7 separate regions of the Homo sapiens genome follow, and regions 1, 2, 3, 4, 5 and 6 are each linked to region 7. Evidence: chromatin loops called from intact Hi-C (ENCODE). Cell type or tissue: endothelial cell of umbilical vein. All regions are shown on one strand. Region 1 overlaps MTHFD1L (methylenetetrahydrofolate dehydrogenase (NADP+ dependent) 1 like). Region 2 overlaps MTHFD1L (methylenetetrahydrofolate dehydrogenase (NADP+ dependent) 1 like). Region 3 overlaps MTHFD1L (methylenetetrahydrofolate dehydrogenase (NADP+ dependent) 1 like). Region 4 overlaps MTHFD1L (methylenetetrahydrofolate dehydrogenase (NADP+ dependent) 1 like). Region 5 overlaps LOC124901432 (a long non-coding RNA gene). Region 6 overlaps MTHFD1L (methylenetetrahydrofolate dehydrogenase (NADP+ dependent) 1 like). Region 7 overlaps AKAP12 (A-kinase anchoring protein 12).

Region 1 (4,000 bases), 260 kb after region 7:
TTACAAGGGCCTGATTTATAACCTAAATGCCATTTTGTTCTTTTATGAACAATGCCTGACTTTGTCATTTTGTGAGGCAGTCTGGTATGATGGAAGGAGTAACAGACTTGAAATAGAAAAATGTGCAACCAAGCCACATCGCTGGGGACTCAGTTTTCTCATTTTTATAATGTGAAGAACTAGATGGTCTCTATGGTGGTTTAAAGGAATACAGGGTTAGACTTTCTCTCTAGAAGACCTGGTTTTAATGACCCTTTGAGGGGCTAATGACTCCAGAAACTTTCATTGATAGCACAGATGTCTCCAGTGAACCTCAGACTCAATACGGAACTGTGCAGTGGACATCTTCACTGTAAATTACAACAAATGCTTCAGATCCAACATGTTAGTAACCAAATCCACTACTGTGTAGGAAAGAAATAATGTAGCAGGCCTGAGTCTGAGAACTTGGATTGTGGGAGGGTTTCAACTATCCTCTAACTGACAAGAGGGGCTCACTGTGCCTAAATTTCACAAACAAAATGGTCTATGCTGAACATTTGCTTTTGTTCTGAGAGACTGAAATTTGGTACGTGACCATTACCCAATAAAAACCTTGGGGACTGAGTCTCTAATGAGCCTCTTCTGCAGACAATATTTCAGGTGTCGTCATAGTTCAATGCTGGAGGAACTAAGTGTATCTTGTGTGACTCTATGGGGAGAGTACTCTGGAAGCTTGCGCCTGAGCTCCCCTGGACTTGACCCCACGTGCTGTTTCCTTTTGCTAATTTTGCTTTGTATCCTTGTGCTGTAATAAATCATGGTCTTAGGGGCTCCCAACACAACTATCTTCCGCCTAAAATTGTTTCTAGGTTCTTTATTGCTTATCTAAACAAATGACAACCCCAGTCATTAAGCGAACAAGTCAGAAATCTGAGAGCCATTTCTGCATTCCCTCTTCCCCGCTCCTGTTCATTGAGTTTAGTTCATTCTAGTTCGGTAATTGCTCTCATTCCCATCCCCTGCCTACACCTCAGGTTAGGCCCTGGGTATTTCTTGCCTACTACTTTCTAAATAGGTCTTCATGACTAATTTCTCCGTTTTCCACTCCACCTTCCAGACTGCTGCCTGAGTGATCTCTCTGAAACATGAATGTAATTATGATATTGCTGTACTTAAAATCCCCAGGTCCTGACTCCTAAGCTTGACGCTCAAGGCCTCACAAGACCTGGGTCTTGCTTTCCTGCCCAGTGTCACAGCTCATTCCAAATCTCCTGTTTCCTCCCCATGCAGTGGCCATGGTAAAGGCTTACAGCAATGTTCTCTCCTGCCTTCATGCTGCGGACTTGCTGCCTCCTTGTCCCTCGACCCCTGGTGAGTCTGTTCTCGTCCTTCATGATCCGGCTTAGGTAACCCCATTCCTGGCCTGACTTCCCTATCCCTGCCAGCCCCCCATGGCATCTGCTCCCTGGCTCCTGGAGCAGGGGGCTCCCTCTGTCCCAGACGTCAGCTCTTTCAGCTGTCTCTATATTTAACTTGTGTGCCTCTCTAGCCTGTGAACTCTGCAAGTGCAAGGTCCAGGCCTATGTTGTTGTTGTTTGTTCTTCTAATGGCCTAGTACCCAGCACTCCTCAATAAATATTAAATGAGTGAATCAGAAATGAGGCATTTGCGTGGTTGCACAGTGATGCATCCATTAAGCTAGAATGGCCTAATGAATCATCTCCGTTCATCTGAGGATTGTGTACCAAAAGGGAGAAGGTTAGTCACTTACAAGGAGAGAACTCTAGCACCTGGACTCTCCTGGTAAGAACAATAAAATCTCATTCTTCAGGGCTCCCTTTTCTGAATTCCACATGGTCCTATACCTTCTGGCGTCCCTATTCCAGCCCAAGGCAATGCAATTATTTACTATGTAAACGTTAACTGAGTTGTTTATGGCAGGGTTGCTTCCCACAAATGCAGTGCTGTTCATCTTAGAGATGTCCTCTTGCTGACCTTGGCCTGCACTGCCCTTCCCTTAAATCCCAATATCCTTGCTCAAGTCTCTCTTGTACCCGCCCTACATTAGAGGAAGGGCTTGAGTCTGGAACCAGGCAAAGCCAAAACCCACTGAAAGCATCAACTCGCTCGTAAATAAAGCGGGCGACTCCCTAGTGCATGGTGTAAGACACCGAGTTAGAGCCTTCCCTTACCATCCCGTAACTGAGCAGCACAGACCCACCGTGCAGAGAGCACAGCCACCCTCCAGACTGTGGGTAGGAAATGCAGCATCATTTCCACTTTCGAAACTGCTCTGGGAAACGCCAGTCTCCGGGCAGCTTGATTAGCAAGAATACTTCATATCACAAAGAGTGTTAGGAACAAAACTTATTTAACAAAATGGTAAGAGCAGAGCCTCAATACTGTGGGAAGGACCTGATGGCTTTTAGAGCATTTTACTCCTTTGGTAGTTCTCATTTCTCACCAAAAAAGAACATTTTCAAATTTTATATTCTGATTTTATAAAAACAACAATCATGGCCAGGTGCGGTGGCTCGTATCTGTAATCCCAGCACTTTGGGAGGCTGAGGTGAGCGGATCACCTGAGGTCAGGAGTTCGAGAGCAGCCTGGCCAACATGGCAAAACCCCAACTCTACTAATACAAAAATTAGCTGTGCGTGGTGGCGCAGGCAGGAAAATCGCTTGAACCCAGGAGGCGAAGGTTGCAGTGAGCCGAGATCATGCCACTGCATCCCAGCCTGGGGAAAAGAGTGAGACTGCATCTAAAACAACCACCACAACCACCACCACCACCACCACCACCACCAGTTTAGAACTGTAGCAGCCTGGAGCTAAAAGGCCCTGGAGAACATCATCCCACCTCAGGGGGAAGGGAGCCACTCTGTGGCCAGGGCAGGACTTTGGGCCCAGAGAGCCCGACTCCTTCAGCGCGCTTACCACTGCTCCAGCCTGCCCCTCACTGAGGCACTGCCTCAACTTTGATTAAAAAACCAACACATTTCCTTTAGAAGCTCTGTGGGCCAGGTGCGGTGGCTCACGCCTGTACTCCCAGCACTTTGGAAGCTGACACGGGGTGATCACCTGAGGTCAGGAGTTCAAGACCAGCCTGGCCAATATGGTGAAACCCCGTCTCTATTAAAAATACAAAAAAAATTAGCCTGGCGTGGCGGCACATGCCTGTAATACTGATGAGATGCTATTAAATAAGTTAAAACAGTAAAAAACAACCCTTTGGTCCATACCACAGGGGTCCCTGACTGATGTGCACGTGTCCACAAGACTCACATGGCCAGGCCAGGCCAAGCCACTCAGGCAGGGGCAGGAGTCCTTGAAAAGGAGGGTGGCGTGGGCCCTCCTGAGCCATGGCTGTCCCTTGTCACAGAGGCAAATTACACAGACTCCCATAAATAACAGTCTTCACCATACAGCTCCACCTCGGGGGTTAAATGGGTTTCTGTAGGCTAATTGCCGTCTCTCATACTGAAAATCTGCAAATGTATATGGAATTAATTCTGGCTGGCTGTCAGCCAGTAGGTCATCCTTCAAAGCAAGCAAAACACATTTCTGTACAGTGTACCCACAGCTTTCTGAAAGATCAGAAATGCAGCCTTTGCCAGGACAAATGCCAAAAACGGATGTGACAGAGCCCGAGCATCAGTGCTCCCACGCCACCTCCTCCACTCAGAGCCCCGGCACGGCCCCAGCTGGCCCTGACCCACCCAGAGGGTCTTGCTGTACTAGATACTCCTCTTTCTTATCTCTCTGTTGAGAAGCTATTTATATTTCATTAGAATGTCAGTGCAATAAACCAGCTTAAGCTCTTGCTAGGTATGGAAATGAGCAAGAGAAAAGGCAAAGCTTAAGCCCTCCATGGATAAGCCACAGGTTCTCTGAATAGCAGTAAAAATAAGGCCTCCAGCTGGGCATGGTGGCTTATGCCTGAAATCCTAGCACTTTGGGAGGTGGTGGCAGGCAGATAATGTGCGGTCAGGAGTTTGAGACCAGTCTGGCCAATAT
Region 2 (4,000 bases), 310 kb after region 7:
CTGTCTCAAAAAAAAAAAAGAGAAATGAACAAGGAAAATACCTCCCATGGTTTCCCAATCCTCACGAAATTGCTCTTGTTCCTGTGCAACTCCTGAAAGCGTCAGCTGTCAAATCCTGTTCGCTAAAGTACCTCCTCACTTAGGACTGCGATTTGGGAGTCTTCAAAAGCACAGGCTTTGGGACAAGGAGCTAGGGTCTGTACTTGGAAATGTGACTTTGTCATATGGCTTAAACTCTTCTACCTTTTTGTTTGTTTGTTTGAGACAGGGTCTCACTCTGTCGCCCAGGCTGGAGTGCAGTGGTGTGATCTCGATCTTGGCTCACTGCAGCCTCCACCTCCTGGGTTCAAGCAATTCTCCCACCTCAGCCTCCCGAGTAGCTGGGACTATAGGTGCACGCCACCATGCCCACCTAATTTTTGTATTTTTAGTAGAGATGGGGTTTCTCTATGTTGGCCAGGCTGGTCTCGAACTCCTGACCTCAAGTGATCTGCCCGCCCTAGCCTCCCAAAGTGTTGGGATTACAGGCGTGAGCCACTGCACCGGGCCTAAACTCTTCTATCTTTAGTTTTCTTATCTGTAGGGTTGTGGTGACAACAGAATGGGACAACCCATGCTAAGGTGTAAGAAATGTGAGCCATTGTTTTTACTAGATCTTACCTGAACATCATACAGGAACTGGAATCGGCTTCTTTTACTCGCAGCCTCTCTCACAGCCCGAGCCAAGTCCACCGATCCTTTTCCACCAACGGACCAGTGATAGCAGGGGACTGCATCAAAGGCACCAGCCCGCTTTGCAAGCTCACACACCAAGTCAATCTCAGCGCGGGTGTCGGTCCTAGTGAAGAAAATGTTTGTGGTTTTGCATCTGTATCCATTTAGCTATGTTTTCAAAGAAAGACTCACCATTTATACAGAACTTCGCTCCCTAACACTGAATACATTTTAAACATCAAAAGTGGTCACATCGTGTTTAAATAAATCAGACTTAAAGCATGGAAAAAAAAAGTCCTCTCTAAAGTGACTCAAATATTTCAAGTCGTTAAGGGTGTTATCAAGAAAATTCCATAACATATCCCTTTGATCATTCACAGTTTGTTTCAGACAAAAATGCTGGGTAGAATTAAAAAAAAAAAAAAAAAAAAAAGCCAAGGAGATAGTAACTCACTATATATAAATTTCACTTCCTTAATAACATTGTGAGAACACATTTGCTAAAATGAAACCAAACCAAATAAACAAACAGAAAGAACTGGGTATTTCTGTATACTTTTAGATGAAGCACAGAAAGACCAAATACCCCAAGACACAAATATCGTTCACAGGGTGGCCTAGTGATAATGCCCACATTTAAAGGAGGAGGCTGGACTTACTTGAAGACATTCAGAGCCACCACAACGGGAACCCCAAAGAGCTGAGTGATCTGAATTTGCTTCTGGAGGTTACAGCAGCCGTCTGCCACCAGCTGGATGTTCTGTAAAAAAGAAAAAAGCAAAACCCAGACCCCTGTGTATTGTCTCCCACCAAACCTGCCAAGCTAAACTGCCAGCACCTCTCTGGCAGGATTTGCTACATCTTTTTTCACTTTTTCCTCCAAGAAAGATGGCTGCAAGAATAAAGAGGTTCGTCTTCAAAATAATTTCTAAAATGATTCTGGATCCAATGGCATATGGGTGGGTCTGAAGCCTGGCAGCTCACCCTGCTGAGGACAGGCTGCAGGGTCTATGCAATGCGCCCATGCTCTGCAGGTTGAGGCCTGACAGGCACAAGGCCCCAGGTGGGTGAGGAGCTCTGACCAGGTATTCCTGGCTCAGATCCCTGGCGCCACCTGTAGGAGCTAAGAGGTACTGCTGCCAGCAAATCAAAGTCTATTTACAGAAAAGAGTAAGCCACTCCTGTAAATCATAAAGCCAACTGTATATAGACCTTCCATGACAAAAGAATACAGAAGTGTAAGCTTCATATTTGTTTCTGACCTGGAGACCTTGAGTTCCTGCTCTGATGGCTACCCTGGGAGTACACAATAGTAGACAAAGCCTATATCCATCTTTTCTTGATATTTAAGAGTTAACTGAATGAATTTTATCCTTTCATCCCATCCATTTCCTCTCGGATTCTTAGAACGGCACTTTTCTTTTCTTTTTTTTGAGACAGAGTCTCACTCTGTCGTCCAGGCTGGAGTACAGTGGTGCGATCGCAGCTCACTGCAACCTCTGCCTCCCAGGTTCAAGCGATTCTCATGCTGGGACTACAGGCGTGAGCCACCATGCCCAGCTAATTTTTGTATTTTTAGTAGAGATGAGGTTTTGCCATGTTGGCCATGGGTTTTGCCTGGCTGGTCTTGAACTCCTGGCCTCATGTGATCCGGTCGCCTTGGCCTCCCAAAGTGCTGAAATTACAGGTGTGAGTCACTGCGCCCGGACAGAACAGCACTTTTCTAAGAGGCCACTGAAGGAGGGCTCATTCACTGAAAGCCAACGAGTCACTGGATTTAAGAGATTCTTCACATAAGCATCTAAACAGCTCCTCTTACCTCCTCTGTATATTCTTTCTTAAGAGGAACACCAGCCGTTACCTGAAATAAGGAGAGAAAACATGAAGAATAATCCTATAAAAATGCTTACACAACCGATCTGAAAGAAAGAACAACATAATCACATTCAATTTTTAGAAATGTACCTCTATGTTTTGTGCTTTTAAAACAGTAGCTGGCAGCACTGGCTAAACCTAAACTCCTGCGGGAAGCTTTTAGAAAACACTGATCCCTGGGCTCCACCCAGACCAATGAAAGCAGAAGTTCTGGGAGGGGAACCTGGGATCAGTAATGTTTAAAATCTCCCTGGATGATTCTAATTTGAGCCAATGGAACAGTATGAAACTTCTCAAACATTGGTTCAAATTAGAACATAAAACTAATAATATGTTTAATACTTGATTTATACAGAGTACATCACCATTCGAAATCATTTTACGGTAATTGCCATAAAGTTCTGTTGTCCAGGCTGGAGGGCAGTGGCACAATCACAGCTCACTGCGGTCTCAAACTCCTGGGCTCAAGTGATCCTCCTGCCTCAGCCTCCCCAGTAGCTAGGAATACAGGTGTGTACCACCACACCCAGATAATTTTTTATTATTTTGTAGAGACGAGGTCTTGCTATCTTCCCCAGGCTGGTCTCGAACTCTTGGGCTCAAGCAGTCCTCCCACCTCGGCCTCTCAAAGTGCTGGCATTACAGGGTGAAACACTGTGCCTGGCCTTGTGGTTAATCTTATGTGTCAACTTTGCTGGGGCCATAGGGTGTCCAGTATTTGTTCAAACATTATTTTGCGTGTTTCTGTGAGGGTGTCTATGATGAAATTGATATGGAAATCAGCAGCCTCTGAGTAGGCAAGTTGTCCTACATAATGTGGGTGGGTCTCAACTGACCAGTCAAAGGCCTTTTTGAGTACAACAAAAAGACTGGCCTCCCCTGAGAGCAGGAGAATTCTCCAGCAGACTGCTGCCTTCAGACTGCATTAGCACCACTGCCTCTCCTGGGTCTTCAGCTTGCCAGCCCACAGTGCAGATTTTGGACTTGCCAGCTTCTGTAATCATGTGACCCAATTCCTTACAATAAATATCTTTCTCTATATATACACACATCCTTATTGGTTCTATGTGTGAAGAATGCTGATTCATACAATGGTTAGTTTAAAGATCTAATTGTGAAAGAATCTGTGGATCCCAAAGCATAGCACAATATTAGTTATTGGATTGCACTGGGAATGGCCGAGCACTCTGGGGGACAGGATGTGAGTTTAAAATGACTGAGGGCAAATTTAAAATGGGCAAATTCAAGGGCCACAAGATTTTCCACTGTACAAATTATGGAAAAAAAACAAGCTGAATAAACATAAGAGGCAGCCATGGTTATTTGTGTAATGATCAAAAGGAAGTCGATCCCAGCGCAGTATTTGTAGCAAAAAAGAAAAAAGAAAACAGAAGTAGAAATGAATAATCAT
Region 3 (4,000 bases), 280 kb after region 7:
TGGTTTGCATTCATTTTATTTCCCTTGCATATATTGCTTAGCTGCTTCTGATTATACGCCTCTTAGCCATGGCTGGGATAGAAAAGTGTAATAAGAGAAAAGTGTAACTAAGAGACATAGAAGAAAGAGCAATTCCATGAGCACCAGATACTTTTATGGGTGCCTTTTGGAAGCTCTAAATTGAGATGTATCTTTGTTGTCAATTTATGCTATGAATCCATACGAAAAATGGGGGGAAGAAAACAAGTAGGCTGTAGATGAAAGTGGAAGAAAAATGAGTCTATATATATATATATATATATATATATATATATATATATATATACACACACACATATTATATATATATATATATTACCAGTTGTATGAAAGTATATGAGTCAACATCTCATCAATACCTAGAAAAAATAATAGATCAATATGCTGATTTTAGGGGTGGACACAAAAGTGTTATAAGCATCTTTTATCTTTTCTTTTTTTCCCTCCTTGACTCTGAAGAGAAACACCATTTTTCTATGTATGCAAAGAGTAAAAAATCAGAACTAATACACAGGGATTAATAGCAGTGAATTACAAACTCAACTCAGTGGTATAGTACCTGGCAACATTATTACTCAGCATATTTCCCTGGCTGAGGCTGATTTCATTTAAAGTAGTTTTATACTTGTGCTAAAAATAAGTGCATATCACACTAGGGGAGAGAAGATCCTCTACACAAATGGATTGGACCTAGATAACCTTATGTACCAGAGAGGAAAACATCATTCTCATGAGTCACAAAGCTTTCTTCTTCTTGTCAATATGATAAACAGTTTCTGGAAATTGAGAACGACGCTGGTTACTTTCCTTCCTCCTGAACACACCACACTGAGGAGACAGGGATGACTCCTTCCCTATGGGACAGACACACACGTAGCTTTCCCTGGGTTGTGGAGGAAGGCACGGCCACAATACCATCAGCAGCCTGCGGCAGGGACCTCACGATGAGAGGAAGCAGTGGATGCCTGGGCCAGGGAAATGCATATTTGGGAGAAAGCAGGAAATTCTGATGTAGAGATAGGGAAGAACCCTGGGGAAAAGGACTCATGCTGGGAGGGGAGGAGGAAACCACCAGGATCCCAGGATGGGAGACAAAGGACACAGGGACACAAACAAAGTGAGGCCAGATGGAGAGGACAGGCTCATGGGGAGGGCAAGCTCACCGGCAGAGCATGAGCCAAACCTGGCTTATTTCACACTCATCAGAGAGATTGCACAGATGGGGCCAAACCAGGACCCAGGAGCATTGGAGAGACGAGGGCCATTTCAAAGACTTTTGTAAAATAAGCTCAAGGTTTCTTTGTTTATTTGTGGGTGTGGGAGTGGAAAAGTAGTAGGGAAAGTGGAGAGAGGGGGAAAAAGGGATGTGTGATTTTGCAGGCAAGATGCTCCCTGCGGAGGTCCTGGCGGACCTGCTGGGGGGAGTGGCGTTCTGCACGCTCTCACATCATGGGGAGCGCATGACTACATTACTGCTTACACATCTCCAAGTGCAGCTTGGCGGGGGGGTGAATGTTTAATTGTCTCATTGTAACTGGCCGTAAATCTCTGGAAAATGTGAAGGGTCATGCATTTGATTTAAACCTATGAGGGCTGAATGAATTCTCCTCCATGCCTAACCGAGTGAAGCAAGCGTATAACCAACCGTGCATCCCTAAGTAGGGCCGGTACAAAGGGGAGGAAACACCTCCCCACTGAGTTCACAAATAACTTCATCACTGACCTGAATCAGATCCAGCAGGAAACGAAACACTGAGTACATACTTTTACAGTAGAGGGAGGGGGACGGAAAACAAACCGAGCTGAACTGAAACGTGAGAAAGAGCAGAATGGCAGTGAGTCCACGGGCCGGGGCCGCAGCTTTCTTTTTTCATGGCCCTCAGTCCAGTAACCCCACCCAGCATTTGTAGCGGGTGACATCACTGATGCCCCAAACACGCTCCAGCAGTTTCCTGCTTTCCAGAGTCCAGCCAAGCGATGATGTCAGTGGTGCACCTGGGTAAAGATGTGGCAGGGCCGGGTCACAGGGAGTGGGGACAAAGGCCAACCCAGTTAAATAAACTGCTGGTCTTCTAGGGCCTGGTCCCTGGGCAGGTTTCCACCATGAGATAGGTACAGCCCAGGCCAATCCCGACAGGAGGAAAAAAGCATGTAGTTGGCCGGGCGCAGTGGCTCACTCCTGTAATCCCAGCACTTTGGGAGGCTGAGGCAGGTGAATCACGAGGTCAGGAGTTTGAGACCAGCCTGAACAACATAGTGAAATGCCATCTCTATTAAAAATACAAAAAACTAGCGGGGCGTAGTGGCGGCCACCTGTAATCCCAGCTACTCGGGAGGCTGAGGCAGGAGAATCGCTTGAAACCCGGAGATGGAGGTTGCAGTGAGTCGAGATTGCGCCACTGCACTCCAGCCCAGGTGACAGAGTGAGACTCTGTCTCAAAAAAAAGAAAAAAAAAAAAAAAGAATGTACCCATGCGGTGCCTCCTGTCACCCTCTGCCCAGAAAGGGCAGAGGGGCCAAAGTGAAGGAGTTACAGGAAGACAGAGGGAAGGAAACGGCACAGAGATAACCACATGGGGGGCAGGCCCTAAGCTGCTGGGACCTCCACAGTGTATCCCTTTCCTCCGATTGGGAGAAGGAAGCACCAGTCGTCTTTCTCCACAGTGCCAGGAGCCACCCTGCCCCCAGAGGTGCCCTACATGGCACTGACTACCATCTAAATGCTTCTGGATAGTTTCATTCCTTGTAGATGATATTCCAAATATTATCAGTTGTATTTCTCCACAATTACAATTCCAGTTTTGGGGTTTCTTTTTCCTCATTAAATTTGAAAACCCAATTCCAGTTTTAAAGCTTGACCCTTTTCTTAAAAGTTTAACTTCTCTTTTTATTCAGGCTTCCCACTCAACCCTCAAACTGACTCTGAGGGTGGCCTGGCTATCTAATTTACAAAACCGGCCAGGCTGTCTAACCCCTAGATTCCAGCCCAGAGTGTTGCCACAAATTGCTGTCAAGACACGCCTCTATGTCCCATGTTTGCCAGTGACAAAAGGGTGCGTATTCTAAGTTCTTCAAGTCTCTCTCACTGCCTCAATGCGAAGTCAATGGAAAACAGTCAAATACATCAAAAATTAACTTCCAATGGATTCTACTATGAATTCCAACTTGGTCGGACACCTCTCCAGGCCAACTGTTATGAAAATGCATTGTTGTTTTAAAAAACACTGTGAGAGATGGCCGGGCGCAGTGGCTTACTTGAGGTCAGGAGTTTGAGACCAGCCTGGCCAACATGGTGAGACCCCAGTCTCTTTGAAAAATACAAAAAATGAGCCAGATGTGGTGGCATATACCTGTAGTCCCAGCTACTTGGGAGGCTGAGGCAGGAGTATCACTTGAACCTGGAAGGCGGAGGTTGCAGTGAGCCGAGATCATGCTACTGCACTCCAGCCTGGGCGACAGAGCAATACTCTGTCTCAAAAAAAAAAAAAAAAAAAAAAAAGAGAAAACACTGTGAGAAGAAAGAAGTCAATTATCCCCTCTCCAACTCCCAACACAGTAAGCAAGAAGGGCCCAGGAACAAATGAACAGGGAAAAACAATCTTGCATTTGCTTAGTGGAATGTGGGGTTTGCACACATTAGTCAGAGCTAGACAAATCATACTGAATACACTTCTTATGGAAACGTTCTAGCTCTTATGGCCTTTCTTTGCTGTCCCAACTTTTGAGGTGCGAAAACACAGCAACACAGCCAGGACCGGCCAGGTGATGGCATGGAGCCCGCTCCCACAGGCTGCGTGTGTGTTCTCACTCTCTTGCAACTGGCCTGAGTTAAGCATTCTCCCCAAGCACTTGCAGTTTATCATCGCCCTATTTACTGTATTTTCATGTTATAAAAGTGATATACGCCCAATGTAGTAATTTGATCTATATGGAAAAAGAGAAGAAAAAAAGCTACTCATAA
Region 4 (4,000 bases), 340 kb after region 7:
CCAAGGTGGGTGGATCACCTGAGGTCAGGAGTTTGAAACCAACCTGGTCAACTTGGCGAAACCCCATCTCTACTAAAAATACAAAACTTAGCCACGTGTGATGGTGTGCACCTGTAAGCCCAGCTACTTGGGAGGCTGAGGCAGGAGAATTGCTTGAACCTGGGAGGTGGAGGTTGCAATGAGCTGAGATCATGCCACTGCACGCCAGCCTGGGCAACAGAGAGAGACTCTGTCTCAAGAAAAAAAAAAAAAAGAAGTGTCAGGACAAACGTGGAGAGGTCAGAAATCTCACACACACAATTGGTAGTGATATAAATTGGTATTACGTTGCAGAACAATTTGGCTTTATCTATTAAGTTGTTGCTAAGCGTACTTTTAACCCCCCAAATCTCACTCCTGTATATAGTCCCTAGAAGACCTTTTAGACTAAATCTCAGAGACATGGACAAGAATGTCCCCCGTAGCATTATTTGTAACAGCAGAACACTGGAAGCAATCTGAAAGCCCCTTGACAAATAATGCACAAATGCACGTGCTACATGCACGCACAGAAGGCTAAACTGCAGGCAAAATGAGGCTTTTTGGATCACAGTGACATAGAGAAATGCAAAACTGTTATGTTGCACAAAAATATCAAGTTATAGAGCAGGGGTTGGCCAGTATGGCTAGCAGGACAAATCCAGGTGCCTCTGGGTTTTGTATATGGTCTACATCTTTTTTTTTTTACATGTTAAATTATTAAGTTTTTAAAAATTATTTATCCTTTTAAAAAGTGTTCTCTTTCTTTCTTTTCTTTCTTTCTCTTTTAAAAAGTATTATCTCTCTCTCTCCCCCTCTCCCTCTCTCTCTCTCTTTCTTTCAAGACAGGGTTTCACCATGTTGTCCATAGTAGCTTACCAAGTAGCTAGGTGTGATCATAGCTTGCTGCAGCCTTAAACTTTTGGACTCAAGTGATCTTCCCACCTCAGCCTCCCGAGTAGCTGGAACTACAGGCATGTGCCACCAAACCTGGCTAATTAAAAATTTTTTTTATAGAGATGGGATCTTGCTATGTTGCCCAGTCTGGTCTTGAACCCCTGGGCTCAAGCAATCCTCCCACCTTGGCCTCCAAAAGCAGTGGAATTACAGGCATGAGCCACTGTGCCTGGCCACCTTTTAAAATGTTGCCAACAATATCAGAAGAGTATTATTACACGTGAAAATTATATGAAATTCAAATGTTAGGAACCAATAATAACATCTGTTGGAACACAGCCAGACTCATTCCTAAACATGGACTAGTTTATGAATTCATGCTTTACCTATGGCTGCTTTCTAAATTGAGTACTTGGGACAGAGACTCTGTGACCCAAACTATTTATGATCTTGCCATTTACAGAAAAAGTGCAGTGACCTCATTAGAGAACAATGCAGTCAGTTAATATCTATTAATATATAAAATTTGAAAACACATAAAAAATACCAAGAAAAGCCGCACATCTGTGATTCTAATGTGCAATGAGGTGCCGTGAGGCATTGCAGCAAACTCAGAGGCACCGTGGGGTATTTTAAATTTTTGACGGAAACGCGGTAATACAGGACATCCGTTGGACACTGCAAATACTACTCATGTGAGGTTTTTCACTGCTTCAACAATAGTGCTCTACATCCCTTTCCATGACATCATATATTTGCAAAGCAAAGTTTTTGGCAGGTACCGCAGCAAAATGCAAAAATCGTGTGAAAATCAACGTGGAACAGGAAATGAGGTGCGGGTGTCAACTGGTTACAAAGGGTCAGAAGTTGTCTGGTGCCTGACAAGGACACACATCTCATTCATAACATATGGTGGTAATTTAAAAATGAAATGATGTTATTTTTTCCTTCGAATTCATATGTATTTTTTTTTCAGGTGGCCACTTAGTTGTAAGGACATAAATACTCATTAAGTTGTTTGGACCTATTTAATAAATGGACATGTTAGGTATTTCTCTTGCCCGGGCGGTACCATGAAAAAAATTGCTGGGCCATTAATGGTCACGAGCAGAGAAAGTCTGAGAACCTCCGCTACAGATCTCTAGTGTACATATATGTGTGTGGTCAAAGTAGAAACACACACCCGGAAACGATAATCACTCAAATCAGGAGAGAAGCAGAAAAAAGAACGGGATCAGGAGGGTCCACGGGAACTTCAACTGTGTCTCTAATATCTGATTTCTTCTCTTCTCTCTTTTCTTTTCTTTCTTTCTTTTTTTTTTTTTTTTAGAGACAGGGTCTCACTCTGTTGCCCAGGAGAATTAAACTGCTGGGCATAATTGATCCTCCTGCCTCAGACTCCCAAGTAGCTAGGACTATAGGCATGCGCCACCATGCCCAGCTAAACGTATCTCTTTAAAAAAACAAAAAAACTAAAGGACACACAGCGACATGTTAAGATTTTGATGAAACAGAGTGGTGGGAACATGGGTGTTTGTAACATTACTTTGCATACTTTCCTGTTTAGTGTATATGAAGAACATTTTGCTTTTTCATTTGTTTTCAAAGGACAGAGGAGCAGCTTGAAAGAGGGCTACTTTACACAAAAGCGTGGAAAGAGAAAGGGGAGGTAGGACAAGGGCCGAACAGACAGCGAGGGGACGAATGAGCTTCGGCACCAAGCCACACAGGAGAAATGAGAGCTCTGGAGATGACACAAAACAACCCTCCCTTAGAGTTAAGCCTTCCTGAAGACAGGGGCTGAAAAACACGACCTGTGATTAGCAGTTTCCTGAGTTCGCACATGACCTTCAGCCAGAGTCTCTAATAAGCCAGCACTTCTCAACCTTGATTTAATTATGAATAAATTTACTAAAGACAAAAAACCTGGAAGCATCATAATAACAAAAGTGGAGCCCAGGCTGAGATCAGTGTTTTTAAATAATGTAAACAGGGCAAGGTCTGGGAGAATTACAGCTTAGAGCTGCAGGATCACTTGACGTCAGATTTTTTTTTTTTTTTAAAGGTGGATGAAATCATGAGAATGTTTAGTTTGGTCTGGTTTTCTTCTACCAAAATGATGGAATATTTAGAATTTCAGGGCAATAAAAGTGGAAAGAGAGAACAAGCCACTAGCTGGGTATAGCCACCAGCAGAGTCCTCTGAAGGCCAAGAAGACTGATTATAAAACTGTCCCCTAGGCTGGGTGCAGTGGTGCACAGCTATAATCTCTACACTTTGGGAGGCAGGGGTGAGTGGATCGCCTGAGGTCAGGAATTTGAGACTAGCCTGGCTAACATGGAGAAACTCCATCTCTACTAAAAATACAAAACTAGCCGGGCATGGTGGTGCGTGCCTGTAATCCCAGCTACTTGGGAGGCTAAGGCAGTAGAATCGCTTGAACCCGGGAGGCGGAGGTTGCAGTGAGCCAAGATCGTGCCACTGAACTCAAGCCTAGGAGACAGAGTGAGACTCCGTCTCAAAAAAGGAAAATAAAAAAATTAAAAAACTGTCCCCCAAAAATACAGGTTGAGAGGTAGAGCAAGGAAACAGTGGGACTCGATAAGGTCATCTTCAATCAGTAACCTACTTGGGAGGAAGAAATGTTAAAGTAGAACACAGAAAAGAAAAAAAGGACCAAAAAGGACCACCACTGTTGGCGCACATTACGATATATTGGTACAATATAGTTATATTGGTACTTCCTGTAACTGTGACCATCTGCTGTAGACAGCTCACCCAAAATTCTTCTTATTTTTTTGAGACAGAGTTTTGCTCTTGTTGCCCAGGCTGGAGTGCGATGGCACAATCTCAGCTCACTGCAGCCTCTGCCTCCCAGGTTCAAGCGATTCTCCTGCCTCACCCTCCCAAGTAGCTGGGATTACAGGGCCCACAACCACGCTCGGCTAATTTTGTATTTTCAGCAGAGACAGGGTTTCACCATGTTGGTCAGGCTAGTCTCGAACTCCTGACCTCAAGTGATCCACCCACCTCGGCCTCCCAAAGTGCTAGGATTACAGGAGTGAGCCACTGCGCCCAGCTAAAA
Region 5 (4,000 bases), 180 kb after region 7:
TGTCAGTGTACATGAAAGCTACCTGCCAACAGGTATCTTCCTTGTGCTCGCTGGTAGGTTAGAAAATGGGCCCTTTCCTGAAAACCCTGATGCCAGGAGATGTTCCAAGTGTCGTTGCTTGATGACGGTGACTCAGCTGGCCTTCTCTTTCCTGCCCAAACTCACAACAGTTCTAAGTTTGGTCCTTTTTTCTTTCTCTCTTTCTTTCTTCCTTTTTCTTTTCCTTCCTTCCTTTTCTTTCTATCTTTTCTACTCTCTTCTCTCTCTATTTTTCCCTCTCTTTCTCTGTTTTCTTCCTTTCTTCTGTCTTTCCTTTTCTTTTTTTTGAGACAGGATCTCAATCTGTCACCCAGACTGGAGTACGGTGGCACGATTACGGCTCACTGCAGCCTTGACCTACTTGGCTCAAGCAATCTGCCCACCTCAGCTTCCCAAAGTGCTGGGATTACAGGCATGAGCCACCACATCCAGCCCCTCTCTCTTTCTTTCTCTTTCTTTTTCTCTCTCTTTATTTCCTTCTTTTTTCAGAATGAACCTTTAGGAATCAGGAGACATGAATTCTGTTTGCAGCTTGGCTGCAAGCTTGCTGGGGGTGGAGGTCAGGCAGGGGCTGATGTCAATTCACAGCCTGCACAGGACGCAGGGGGCCCTTTACGAAAAGAATGTGATGGGACATCCTGCACGGGTAGGACACTCCTGGATTTTAACTTCCTGCCCCACAGCCCAATGCCCTCTGTTCCCAGCAGAGTCCTGGCTTTGCTGGCTCCTTCTTCCTGCCGTCCTTTCCTCTACTGCCTGTTCTTTCTCTATCTCTGCACAAGCCTTGAATATGAGGGCAGCCCTGGATGCTTTTATGAAGGTGGTGATTAGTTTTTGTGTGTGTGTGGTTTTTTGTTTCGTTTTTTTGGAGGGGGGACAGTGTCTCACTCTGTTGCCCAGGCTGGAGTGCAGTGGCACAATCATGGCTCACTGCAACCTCCATCTCCTCGGTTCAAGGGATTCTCCTGCCTCAGCCTCCTATGTAGCTGGGACTAAAGGCACACACCATCATGCCCAGCTAATTTTTGTATTTTTCGTAGAGACAGGGTTTCACCATGTTGGCCCGGTTGGTCTTGAACTCCTGGCCTCAAGCAATCCACCCACCTCGCCCTCCCAAAGTGCTGGCATTACAGGCATGAGCCACCTTGCCTGGCCTGGTGATTAGTTATAGTTCTTACTTTATTTTCTCTCCCCACTCCCAGGAGCAGATGTCCTCCTCTGCCCCTGGATACTCAGAGCAGACTCTGTGGGGCCTGCGGGCCTGTCCCTCAGCAGACACAGCATTGGAGCAGAGCTGCTATGCCCCCCTCCTCCTACCTCATTCAGGCACCTGTTAGCTTGGTGATGTTTCAGTCTGTGGTTTCCATACTTTGGAGCGCATGAAAATGATCTGGGTGGCTTGTTAACCCTACAGTTTCCGCAGCTTCTCCTCTAGAGAGTCTGACTGAGTTAGGGTGACTGTCCATTTTATGAAACCCCAAGTGATTCTGACGCAGAACCCCTGAAGCCGGGTGTGGGCAGTTACATATGTGCACAACTGGACTCTGATTATTCCTCCTCTTCCCAGGTCAAATCTACATTCTATTGATCTTATCATCTTTTTTTTTTCTGAGATGGAGTCTCGTTTTATCGCCCAGGCTGGAGTGCAGTGGCAGGATCTTGGCTCACTGCAGCTCCGCCTCCCGGGTTCACACCATTCTCCTGCCTCAGCCTCCCGAGTAGCTGGGACTACAGGCGCCCGCCACCACACCCGGCTAATTTTTTGTATTTTTAGTAGAGATGGTGTTTCACCATGTTAGCCAGAATGGTCTCAATCTCCTGACCTCGTGATCCACCGGCCTCGGCCTCCCAAAGTGCTGGGATTACAGGCATGAACCACCGCGCCTGGCCTATCTTATTATCTTAACATTCCTCTACATTTGCAATGCAAGTGGTTGGATGAAGTTCAAGTCCTTAGTCTATATATATATACATATATATATGTATATATATGGTACATATTACATAAATATAAATAGGATGTCTGCATAATTGATTGGGATGCTCTAGTGAGTAATGGGAGACTATTAATAGCTATGCCAAAATGTAGGGCGTGGCCTGGCCCACCTGGACCCTGTCTGTATACAAACCCTCTGTGATCTGGCCTCCTTCCCTTCCCAGCCTCCACTGAAGGCACTCCTCCTGGGGCCATTCCTGGGACTACTGTAGATTCCAGCCTCCCCGCACTACTGGAAATTCCTTTAATCCTCCCACGCACACGCCCAGATTGTCTTAGGCTGTCCTGCCCCGTGTTCCCATAGGGCAATGCTATACACACCCACTGTGGCTTTATTTTTCTGTAATTATTTGCTTACTAGTCTCTTTCTTCTCCCAGTAGGCCGGAAGCTCCTTTAGGACAGGAACTAGATTACATTCTTTGCTATATTTAGAGCCTAACAGACTAGGAGGCTAAAGCAATCACTCAACAAAAGTTTGTTCTCATAAAACAAGGTACATGAAACCATTAAATACTCACCAAGGTTCATTCAAGAAATACTTACTGAGCACCCACTACCCGATACCCTGCTTAGTCCTGGGCATGCAGATAAAGAAGGTCCTGGTCCTCTGGGAGCTCTCTTTTCAGGCCTGAGTTACTCTTATCAAAGGTGTTTGCATTTAAAAGGAGAATGTCTATGCGCAGTGATGCCGTGATTGGAATCTCTCCAGCTTTGGCTTCTAGAGGGAAAGAAGAGACTGAATGGCTTTAGATAACTTTCATGTATTAAACTCTTTTTGTATGTTGGCAAAACAAAAATGGCTACAACAGCAAAAAAGGCAAGAGTTGGACAAAAGCAACATAGCCTTGCAGCTAAGCATGCCGCCTCTGCTGCCTGCCTGCCTGGCAGCAAGTCTGGGCCCTGCCATATTTTTCACAAGTGACTTAATCTTTCTGGGCTTCAGTTTTTGCATCTATAATATGGGGATGATGATGGTAACTTCTTCCTTGGGGATCATGTGAGTATTAAATGAGTAACTGTGCCCGGCACATAGTAAGTGCTCAATAAATATTACTGCCACTAGATGCGATGGTCCAAAGACTACATCTTTATCTGGTTCCTGCAGGGTCCCAAGCATGTAGAGTAGACTCCCCTTGGGTCGGCTTCAGGGGAGCCTCTGAAGCACCGTGTGTAGGCCAATCCCCTGTCTCTGTGATTTGGGCTGTTGTAGAGAAACATCTGTAGCCTTAGGACCAGCTGGGAACAGCTTTAGGTTTGGATAATGGCCATTTTCAAGTTTTCTCCCAACCAGAGCAATTTTGGCACTGAACTTGGGACAAAACCAATAGGAATACATCAGGGATTACAGGAATCCCTGTAATCAACAGGAATAAATCAACTTATTTCTGTTAAGAACAATCCCTCAAATCAACAGGAATATAGGGGGAGCTGGCATGGTGGGGAGAGTAACACCGAGAATGAAGACCCTCTTCACGTGGCATTTTTCAAAGATTAAAGAAACCTGTTTTTAAAATTTCTTTTGGGGCACCAATATTACATGCCAATCACTGTCAATCAACAATTATTAATTAACTCATAGTGCTTTGTACACATTTCTTCTTTCACACAGAGGGCAATAATAACTTTGACAGTAGAAACTCCCTTTAGTGGACAGGCTAAGTAGGGAATCCTGTTGTGTGAGCCGAATGTGCCCAAATGCCCTTGTTTTCTATTACTTGGGTTTAATTAAACCTAGATCTCTCTTATTAGGAAGAAACTTTAAAGTCGGAGCAGCGTATTCACCAAGTACAACGTGAGGGCTGGTGGAGAAAGGCAGATGAGAGGCCATGAGCATCTTTAGGGTGTGTTTCTGACTTCAAAAATCTCCTAGGTGTGGGGGCCTCCCTTGCCCTGGGCTCCTCCCTGGTCTCCCTGCCCGCAAGTAGCAATGGTCAGTGTGAAAAGGACCGTGCATCCACCTGTTT
Region 6 (4,000 bases), 320 kb after region 7:
TCTATCTCCAAACCAAATAAAAAGAGAGTAGCAGAAAAGCACATCTAAAAACACTTGGACACAAATATATTAATGAAAAGTTTCATTTATAACCATTGAATGCCCTTGAAAAATTGCAAGCTCAAATTCCCTTCAAAAACCTAGCTCCTCCCCCCTTCAATGCGCCCGTGTAGTCACCATGTTCTCCTGTCTTCAGTGGTTCCTGCTTCCCTAAAGTGCCTTAATATAAAAGTCAAGGCCACCCTTGTGTAAACTTCCTTCCCCTACCTTCATCTTCCTTCACACTCCCTGCCTCAGACTTCGTGCCTCTGTAATATCAAGCTTCCGGCACAGCCCACATACTCTATGTTACTTGTTGTCACCTCCAGACCTCTTTTCCCATGTGGAACATTCCTCTCTCCCCTCTCTGCCTCTTTAACCCGCTGTCCAAGACTCAGCTTGGATGTGCCATTTCCTGGAAGCTTGTCCTGATGCTTTCGGGCAAAGTTGGCTACTCCTCCCGCCCATCCCACCCTCCCGGCCCTGTGGTGTGCTCCCTTGCAGGGCCCTCATCTGTCACCACATGCAGCATCCTAAGTACACTGACGTGCCGTCTCCCACATGGAGGGCGGGACCACGCCTTATTCATCTGGTAGCTCCACTTCCTAACGCAGTACCTGGCACAAGCAGGTCAATGAAAAAACAGGATGGGACTTGGGAGCCAGTGATGTCAAGGCCACACTTCAATGGAAATAGACACATAAAATAGCATTACATAGAAGTACAAATATGTTCTTAGTCCTCCCTATCATACTTCCCTTTTTTTCTTACAATACTACAATGGTTTTACTGAAAGGCATAAATGTCATATCCGATAAAGATATGACCATCTAAAACATCTACACAGGCTAGCTAAGCTTAATTTCATATTTTAATTTACTTATTCATTTATTTTTGAAACGGAGTTTCACTCTTGTCGCCCAGGCTGGAGTGCAATGGCACGATCACAGCTCACTGCAACCTCCGTCTCCTGGGTTCAATTGATTCTCCCACCTCAGTCTCCCGAGTAGCTGGGATCACAGGCACCCGCCATCATGCCCGGCTAATTTTTGTATTGATGGGGTTTCACCATGTTTTATTTTTAAAAAGAGACCAATTGGAAACAAAAAAGTAGTAATAAAGAGAACTCTAGCTAGGGGACGAAAACAACATGCAGAAGTAAAGGTTCGAGGAGTTTGGCTTCCAAATGCAAAGGAAATAGACGAAGAATGGGAAGAAAATAAAAGAAAGTGCCAAATTCTCTCAGTTTGAAAACTGTCCTGAAATGCTGCATGTAATCACTTTTATGTCGTTTGTATTCAAATATCAGGCTGCCAAGGAAACAGAACATGGAAAAGGTATGCTGATGTGTAATCAGTAATTATGAAAGTAAAAACTACTTTAATAAGGTGCCACCAATTACTACGAACTTGGACACTGTGGAGTGCTGTGTATCTGTGCCTTAGGGGGCCTTGATATGAAGACCCATCTCGTGAGAAGGGGACAAACCACTCTTATAGGAAGGTTCCATTTCCTAGGTACTTCTTGGGAACTGCCAACATATATAACCTATAGGTTAGGTTTTCTTAGTGACTTGAAATGAGCAATTTATTCCCTTATCATATTTGCAGTTCTTAACAAAGCTTAAAAGAGATACAGGCCAAATAATTATTTAATGTTAAATTCAATATAGACTTGTTCTTAAGTCATGAAGCAAGTCCACATAGTAGGATTTAGCTTTGCTGAAAGGCATATCACGTAGACTTCTGAAAGCTGCATATTTAATAAGGCTTGTAATAAATTGTTTGCACAAGCCATAAGAATTATTTGTCTTGGCAATCTCTTTCCCTTTTGTTACAGCTATTCAACTTACAATATGAATGAAAACAGGAAACGCTGACTAATACTCTTATTGTGCAAGCACAGAAGCTGCTAGATAGTGATTCTATAGCATGGTTTGATTCAAACTTAAACCCGTAATCAGCTGAGAAAGGAAGGGTCAGTGGGTCTGAGTTGGGAAGGGACAATTTGGGTAAATACTGCTAGCAACCTGTACAGGAAACAGAGCTCTGGGTTCAGATGGAGAGTCAAAACAATTCTGGAAAGCCAGGCAGCTGCCTTTCCATGATCATCCACGGGTGCGGCCAGAGTTGTGTTGTAAAAATTAAGCAGAAACAATGATAACGGCAGAAACGAGAACACCAGAACAACACAACATTCCTGGCAGGCAAATGTAGTATCCATGATATTCTTCAGGGAGGGAGAGACGATTTCTACATCTTAAGTTATTCTGTATGTCCCCACCTTACTGCACACATTAAAGAAAGCTGCAGCGATAATTAGGACTTGGATTTTTTTGTTTGTTTTGAGATGGAGTCTCATTCTGTTGCCCAGGCTGGAGTGCAGTGGTGTGATCTTGGCTCACTGCAACCTCCGCCTCCCACGTTCAAGTGATTCTTCTGCCTCAGCCTCCCAAGTAACTGGGATTACAGGAGCGTGATTTTTGTATTTAGTAGAGACAGGATTTCACCATGTTGGCCAGGCTGGTCTCGAACTCCTGACCTCAAATGATCTGCCCGTCTCAGCCTCCCAAAGTGCTGGGATTACAGGCGTGAGTCCTGGCCAGGACTCAGATTTTAAAGTAATCACCAATCTCTCTCTCTCTTTTTTTTTTTTTTTTTTTAAAAAAAAGCATTAACATCCTCACTTCATTAGAAGGCCCTTTAAAATATGGGTTCATAAAACCCTACAGCTATGTGGGAACTGTATGGACAATGTACTCTAACTTTCTCCTGTGCACCAGGCCAGTTACTTTCTGGAGATAATGACACAAAGCCCAGTGTGGTGCCCCCGGTCCCTCTGATGCCCAGCCCAGGGTTCTGTCTGCTACATATGGCATTCTCCTCAAAAACATCATTAAACACTCACATCACAGAATTCAAGAACAACCTTTCTTTCTTCTCATTCAATAATTACTGAACCCCTACGATTGTGCCTAGTGTCTTGCCTAGTGTTTACACACAATCATCTGTGTGCCAGTGTCTTCATTTAGTGGAGAAACAGCCACAGGCACATTTTTAACATGACAAAGATGGGAAAGATTAATTCATCACCTAGTGAAAAAGAACGTCTTTCTGACCTTTCCCCCCTTTTTTTTTGGATATGGAGTTTCACTCTTTTTGCCCAGGCTGGAATGCAATGGTGCGATCTCGGCTTACTGCAACCTCCGCCCTCCAGGTTCGAGCGATTCTCCTGCCTCAGCCTCCCGAGTAGGTGGGACTACAGGCACCCACCACCACGCTCGGCTAATTTTTGTATTTTTTGTAGAGTCAGGGTTTCACCATGTTGGTCGGGCTGGTCTCGAACTTCTGACCTCAGGTGATCCGCCCACCTCGGCCTCCCAAAGTGTTGGGATTACAGGCGTGAGCCACGGCGCCCGGCCAACTTTTCTGTTTTTAATGTGTTTTTTGTTGTTGTTGTTGTTTTTCTTGAATTCTGTTTGGTACTTTCAAAATTGTGCTTATTTACCTGGATCCAGGTAAATTTGAATTCAGTTCTGTGCCACACTGATTTTTGGATGTTCTCATGCTTTAGTGCATTCACAGAACCCATTTCTGCAGAATCACAAATCCTAAGTACAGTTCAGCCCTTCTCGACTGGAGGCGGTTCTGCCTATTCCGCTCCCCACCTGGACACTTAGCAATGCCTGGAGACATTTTTGATTGTTGTAAATGGCATCTAGCAAGGATGCTGCTAAATATCCTATAATGCACAGGACAGCTGGGACCCTCCCCCCGCCAACAAGGAATAATCCACCCAAGGTCTCCATAGCACTGAGGCGCCGACAGCTTGCAGTGGCTCACGCAGGAGGAAGGAGCCTGGCGCTTTCTAGACGCCTCCTCTGAGAATATTACGAATGCACTACATGCTAGGCAGAAAGATTGTGCAAGATCATTATGCTAATCGTTGTAACCCTGTGCAC
Region 7 (4,000 bases):
CTTCCTAGCCACCGATTTTATAATAACTATGGCTTTATTAAAACCACCACTTAAAGCAGAGCTTAAATGTTAGTCCCCTAAACCACCAAGTGTACCTTTATTCAAAGTTCCTAGTAAACAAGTCAAAATGCAAACACTTGTAATTTGCCCAGAAGAGGAATGTATTCTGTCTATGACTACGGCAAGAGATTAAGCTTTCACAGCTTATTTTCAAATTCACACAAATCTGACATATTTCTATTCAGTCGGCTGCTGTTGTTCCTCTCCACATCCCTCTCTCCCTAAGGGGAAGGGTACAACCCCGAACAAAATATACTAAAGGTCTCCCATAGGCACAGTCAAGAAGATTCCAGCTCAGCCAAAAATGAAACACTGAGGTTGTCTGATTCTTGCTGAGCCCAAGGGAGAATGTTCTTCTGAAGAAAAACTCAGTACACGGAGAGAAATAAATGCCAATAACGGTCCCGCCACTGACCTCCCGGGCTCCCCACCAAACGCTCATTCAACGGAAGAAAGCCCCTTTTCGTGCCCCGTGCCTGCCGTCCAGGGAGGACAAAAGCGACCTGGCTTGTGCCTTACCTGTGATGGTGATGGTCCCCAGCATATTTTAAGTAGCACTACTGTACAGGAGATCAGCTTAGCGGGTCCCTGCCCTCCCCGGCAGACGCCTAGTCTCCTGCCTGCCAACCGCAGGTGGTTTCGGCGGGATCAGAGCGGACTGAGCGCCCAGACACTCCCGGAGGATGGGGGAGAACCGGAGGTGCCCTCGGAGCTGCCGCAGCGAAAAGCAGAGCGCGGATGCATTTCCCCAGATAATTATAGGCGGACCCCCACCCACGCCCCCACCCAGCCACCCACACGCGGGCTGGCGCTGGCCCCTCCCTTGCTGAGCTCCAGGACTTCGGGAGCGCAAACTTCCCCGCCCGGGCCGCACAAGCAGGGGGTCACGTGCTTCACCTTAAAGCCCTCCCCCGAGCTGGGCTCTGTGAGTGGTCAGCGGGTTCTGCAGAGTCCCGGGAGGGTTTAAAGGGTGCTGGGCATGAGTTCGATGCTGGAGCCGGCGCATTGGATCTAAACGGTTACTTCATTCCTGGCACCGATTTACTAATACTTCTGTATCTCAGCTTTTTAAGTCATTTCAAGGAAATAGCCACACAGACAGTAAATTCTCCCTCCATTTTAAAGACTGCATTCTGCATCCTTATGTTTGTTTAAAGGTTGGTGTGGTGCCAACACCTCCCTTCTTGGCATCTGTAGCATTTGATATTTTCACCATCTGTGTCTTACGCATACACACACGTTGCACTGCTCTGAAGACTGGCAACTCTCAGTAGTGCTGTTTCCTAAACTCTTTGAGAAGGGCTCTCAGAAGTGAACTTGTTCCTTCTAACAAGTGCTGTCTTCAACACTTGACCAAGGCAACTTTTCAAAAGCAGACTTGAGCATGGGGTCTTTTTCTAAATGGCAGAAGTTAGCTAACTTTTTAGATCAAACTATGCCATGTTCCAATTTTTAGACACTATCATATCTCTAACATGCAAGCACACAACTCGGAAATCAAAGCCTATGTTAAAAGTTCAGAAGATTTCAGGCAGCCCTAGAATACTTCAATTCTTTCTCATTGAAGCTTCAGGTTTGTTCTTTGTAAAGACACGAGTGACGAATGAGTTGGTGTGGTCTCACAATTTTAATACACTTTTTTTGTACTCCAATTTTTTGTTAGGGTGGGTCCGTTAGGTCCCCTGGGTTTGTTCCCTTCTTTCATCCTTTCCCTATTTATCACTTCATGCCTTGCCTGCCTGACCCATTAACACCAGCTCTTCCCCTACACAAACAAAAAGGAAAGTTTTACTATTGCACTTCTCTTCAGAGAATGAAGATCTTGTTCATTATTGCTTGGGGCAGGGAGGAGGGAGGGGAGCCTCGGCGTAGACCACAGTGGGCACAGCAAAGAGAAGGGTGGGCGAGGAACAGGAGAATCAGGGAAAAATGGAAGTCCAGGAGAGCTGGCTGGCATGGCACGTAGTTGCACTTTTTGGGCACCAGGGGGCGCGATGCACCACACTCGGGCCCAGAGTGAGCAACGTGAAAACCGCTTCCTTGCTGGTAACCAGACCTTGTTACAAAAATCAGCTTCAGCCTCTCCAAAAGCCTGGCTTCCGTTTCACATCCTGGCAAATACCCGGCCTGGCGGGAACAGGGAATGATGGGCCTTGTCCTGACTCAGTGAGATATTGCCTGGAAGCTGACTCCCAGACCCAGCCACTGAGCTGCTTCCCAACCTTTTTTCTCTAGAGAAGTCTCAACTCTATTTCACAAATTGCTCCAATTTTAATAATGAGGCTGGTGTGTGTGAAATGCTGCTGGTACTGACCATCCTTCTGGAGTCCACAGAGCCAAGGGGGCAGGGCAACTTGGCCATTCCTCTCCTCCCAATCCCAGCCCCAGAGTGTCCTGGCTGTGCAAATCATGGATAAAGACGACTTGGGATGTTGCATCAGGGTCTACATTAATAAGTCCCTTCCCCAGAGATGTCCCAGGAGCCGTGGGTGATCTGGGATCTGAGGGCTTGGTTCTGCATCATTTCTCAGCACCAGTGGTTGGGGACAACACAAGGCTATCATCTGGTGCCACTTCTGAAATCGAGTCTGCCCTTGCAGAGCAGAATGAATCTCCAGCTCCTCTCCTTTCTATCAGTCCAAATTCTAACACTGGGACAAGCAACAGCTATTCCACTGAGCTGGATAGGAAGAAAAAGAAAAACACACAAAATGTCACTAGTTACACATTTAATACCCTAAACAACATTTTCAAAGGTCACTGTACTGCTGTTCAGTTTTGGCACTGAAACATTTCTTTTTATGACATTCATGAAGACGCTAACACATCTGATTTGATTTTTTTTTTTTTTGAGATGGAGTCTCGCTCTTGTCACCCAGGCTGGGGTGCAATGACGCGATCTCGGCTCATTGCAACCTCTGACCCCCGGGTTCAAGTGATTCTCCTGCCTCAGCCTCCCAAAAGTAGCTGGGATTACAGGCGCATGCCACCATGCTCGGCTAATTTTTGTATTTTTAGTGGAGACGGGGTTTCACCGTGTTGGCCAGGCTGGTCTTGAACTCCTGACCTCAGGTGATCCACCCGCCTCGGCCTCCCAAAGCGCTGGGACTACAGGCATGAGCCACTGCGTCCGGCCTGATTTGATATTCTTAAAGAGGCAATTAAAATCACAAGGCAGAGCAATAGATCATGTGGCAAGTTGTAGACTCTCTCAGCCAATGGGTCTCCTTTGATCTCTACCTCTAAGAATGATCAAGGACAGGGTGCACGGCCCAGCTGCCCAGCGAGCCTCTGTGTGTCTGCATTTACAAAGAAAAGTCATCAATTAGGATAAAAGCAGGAGTAAAGATGAGACCTAAGGTCACTGTCCAATGCAGGAGACTTTCTTTTATCATTTCCATTCTCTGTTTTTGTTAAATTAGGATTTTTAGAGGAAGACATCACCACCCAAAGCAAGAATTATAGGAAACATTTTGCTGTATAATACATAGATGGATGATAGAAAACGTGTTTTCCCAAATCAGAATGGTTCACTCAACAAATATTTACCAAGTTGTTGCTCCATATTTATTACGCAAAACACCCAGGGATCTAAATGAGATACTATCCCTGGCCTCGGGAGCTCAGTCATGGATGGTGCACACACCCAGTGGCAGGAGTGGGTGGTGGACACGCCCAGTGGCGGGAGTGGGTGGTGGACACGCCCAGTGGCGGGAGTGGGCAGCTCTAGTTTGGCTCACCTCTGAGGTAGCCTTGGAGCTGGTCTCTGAAGGGATGAGGGGACACTCCCTACCTGGGGCACAAAGGAAGGCGGTCCATAGGGACAGACGAGCATGGGCAGAGGCAGAGATGCCAAGAGCAGGACATTTGGGCAATCATGAGTGGGTTCCTCACAGCTATGAGGTTCGGAGTTTACTTAGGGAGGTCCGGGAGTTGGGGG

The links. A loop is a pair of places that touch in the nucleus more often than their neighbours do. Peaks named below come from ENCODE experiments on the same cell type or tissue, not always from the same donor. Only the 100,000 strongest peaks of a DNase experiment are listed, where the experiment ranks them.
Region 1: a loop joins it to region 7, with 5 times the contacts of the local background. A loop is called at or near these places in 7 of 110 quality-filtered maps.
Region 2: it touches region 7 in a loop (9-fold over the local background); 105 of 110 quality-filtered maps call a loop at or near these places.
Region 3: a loop joins it to region 7, with 6 times the contacts of the local background. A loop is called at or near these places in 3 of 110 quality-filtered maps.
Region 4: it touches region 7 in a loop (7-fold over the local background); 2 of 110 quality-filtered maps call a loop at or near these places.
Region 5: it touches region 7 in a loop (4-fold over the local background); 2 of 110 quality-filtered maps call a loop at or near these places.
Region 6: a loop joins it to region 7, with 5 times the contacts of the local background. A loop is called at or near these places in 105 of 110 quality-filtered maps.

Annotation. Positions count from the first base shown.
Region 1 is chr6:151,057,977-151,061,976 of GRCh38, reverse strand. All of the region lies in intron 26 of MTHFD1L (methylenetetrahydrofolate dehydrogenase (NADP+ dependent) 1 like), which reads right to left. Among named protein-coding and RNA genes, the nearest start is that of MIR12131, 43 kb to the left of the region's middle. RefSeq lists a cis regulatory region at 379 and enhancers at 295-464, 712-1,911. In endothelial cell of umbilical vein, no CTCF peak of the experiment used is centred here; DNase peaks (open chromatin) are centred at 1,666 and 2,216; H3K27ac peaks cover 4,000 bases.
Region 2 is chr6:151,012,354-151,016,353 of GRCh38, reverse strand. It overlaps MTHFD1L (methylenetetrahydrofolate dehydrogenase (NADP+ dependent) 1 like), which reads right to left. Exons shown (of 28, transcript NM_015440.5): 22 at 2,534-2,575; 23 at 1,374-1,474; 24 at 661-838. Among named protein-coding and RNA genes, the nearest start is that of MIR12131, 88 kb to the left of the region's middle. In endothelial cell of umbilical vein, a CTCF peak has its summit at 1,824 (motif pointing left); DNase peaks (open chromatin) are centred at 1,813 and 3,813; H3K27ac peaks cover 2,780 bases.
Region 3 is chr6:151,042,797-151,046,796 of GRCh38, reverse strand. All of the region lies in intron 26 of MTHFD1L (methylenetetrahydrofolate dehydrogenase (NADP+ dependent) 1 like), which reads right to left. Among named protein-coding and RNA genes, the nearest start is that of MIR12131, 58 kb to the left of the region's middle. In endothelial cell of umbilical vein, no CTCF peak of the experiment used is centred here; DNase peaks (open chromatin) are centred at 886 and 1,826; H3K27ac peaks cover 3,934 bases.
Region 4 is chr6:150,978,954-150,982,953 of GRCh38, reverse strand. The region is part of intron 20 of MTHFD1L (methylenetetrahydrofolate dehydrogenase (NADP+ dependent) 1 like); the gene reads right to left. Among named protein-coding and RNA genes, the nearest start is that of MTHFD1L, 120 kb to the right of the region's middle. In endothelial cell of umbilical vein, no CTCF peak of the experiment used is centred here; a DNase peak (open chromatin) is centred at 1,643; H3K27ac peaks cover 2,654 bases.
Region 5 is chr6:151,140,233-151,144,232 of GRCh38, reverse strand. All of the region lies in intron 1 of LOC124901432 (a long non-coding RNA gene), which reads left to right. Among named protein-coding and RNA genes, the nearest start is that of MIR12131, 40 kb to the right of the region's middle. In endothelial cell of umbilical vein, no CTCF peak of the experiment used is centred here; a DNase peak (open chromatin) is centred at 2,352; H3K27ac peaks cover 934 bases.
Region 6 is chr6:151,002,710-151,006,709 of GRCh38, reverse strand. All of the region lies in intron 20 of MTHFD1L (methylenetetrahydrofolate dehydrogenase (NADP+ dependent) 1 like), which reads right to left. Among named protein-coding and RNA genes, the nearest start is that of MIR12131, 98 kb to the left of the region's middle. In endothelial cell of umbilical vein, no CTCF peak of the experiment used is centred here; a DNase peak (open chromatin) is centred at 2,019; H3K27ac peaks cover 3,789 bases.
Region 7 is chr6:151,322,465-151,326,464 of GRCh38, reverse strand. All of the region lies in intron 3 of AKAP12 (A-kinase anchoring protein 12), which reads right to left. Among named protein-coding and RNA genes, the nearest start is that of ZBTB2, 67 kb to the left of the region's middle. RefSeq lists a silencer at 1,946-2,146. In endothelial cell of umbilical vein, a CTCF peak has its summit at 2,039 (motif pointing right); DNase peaks (open chromatin) are centred at 294, 984 and 2,114; H3K4me3 peaks cover 1,403 bases; H3K27ac peaks cover 2,903 bases.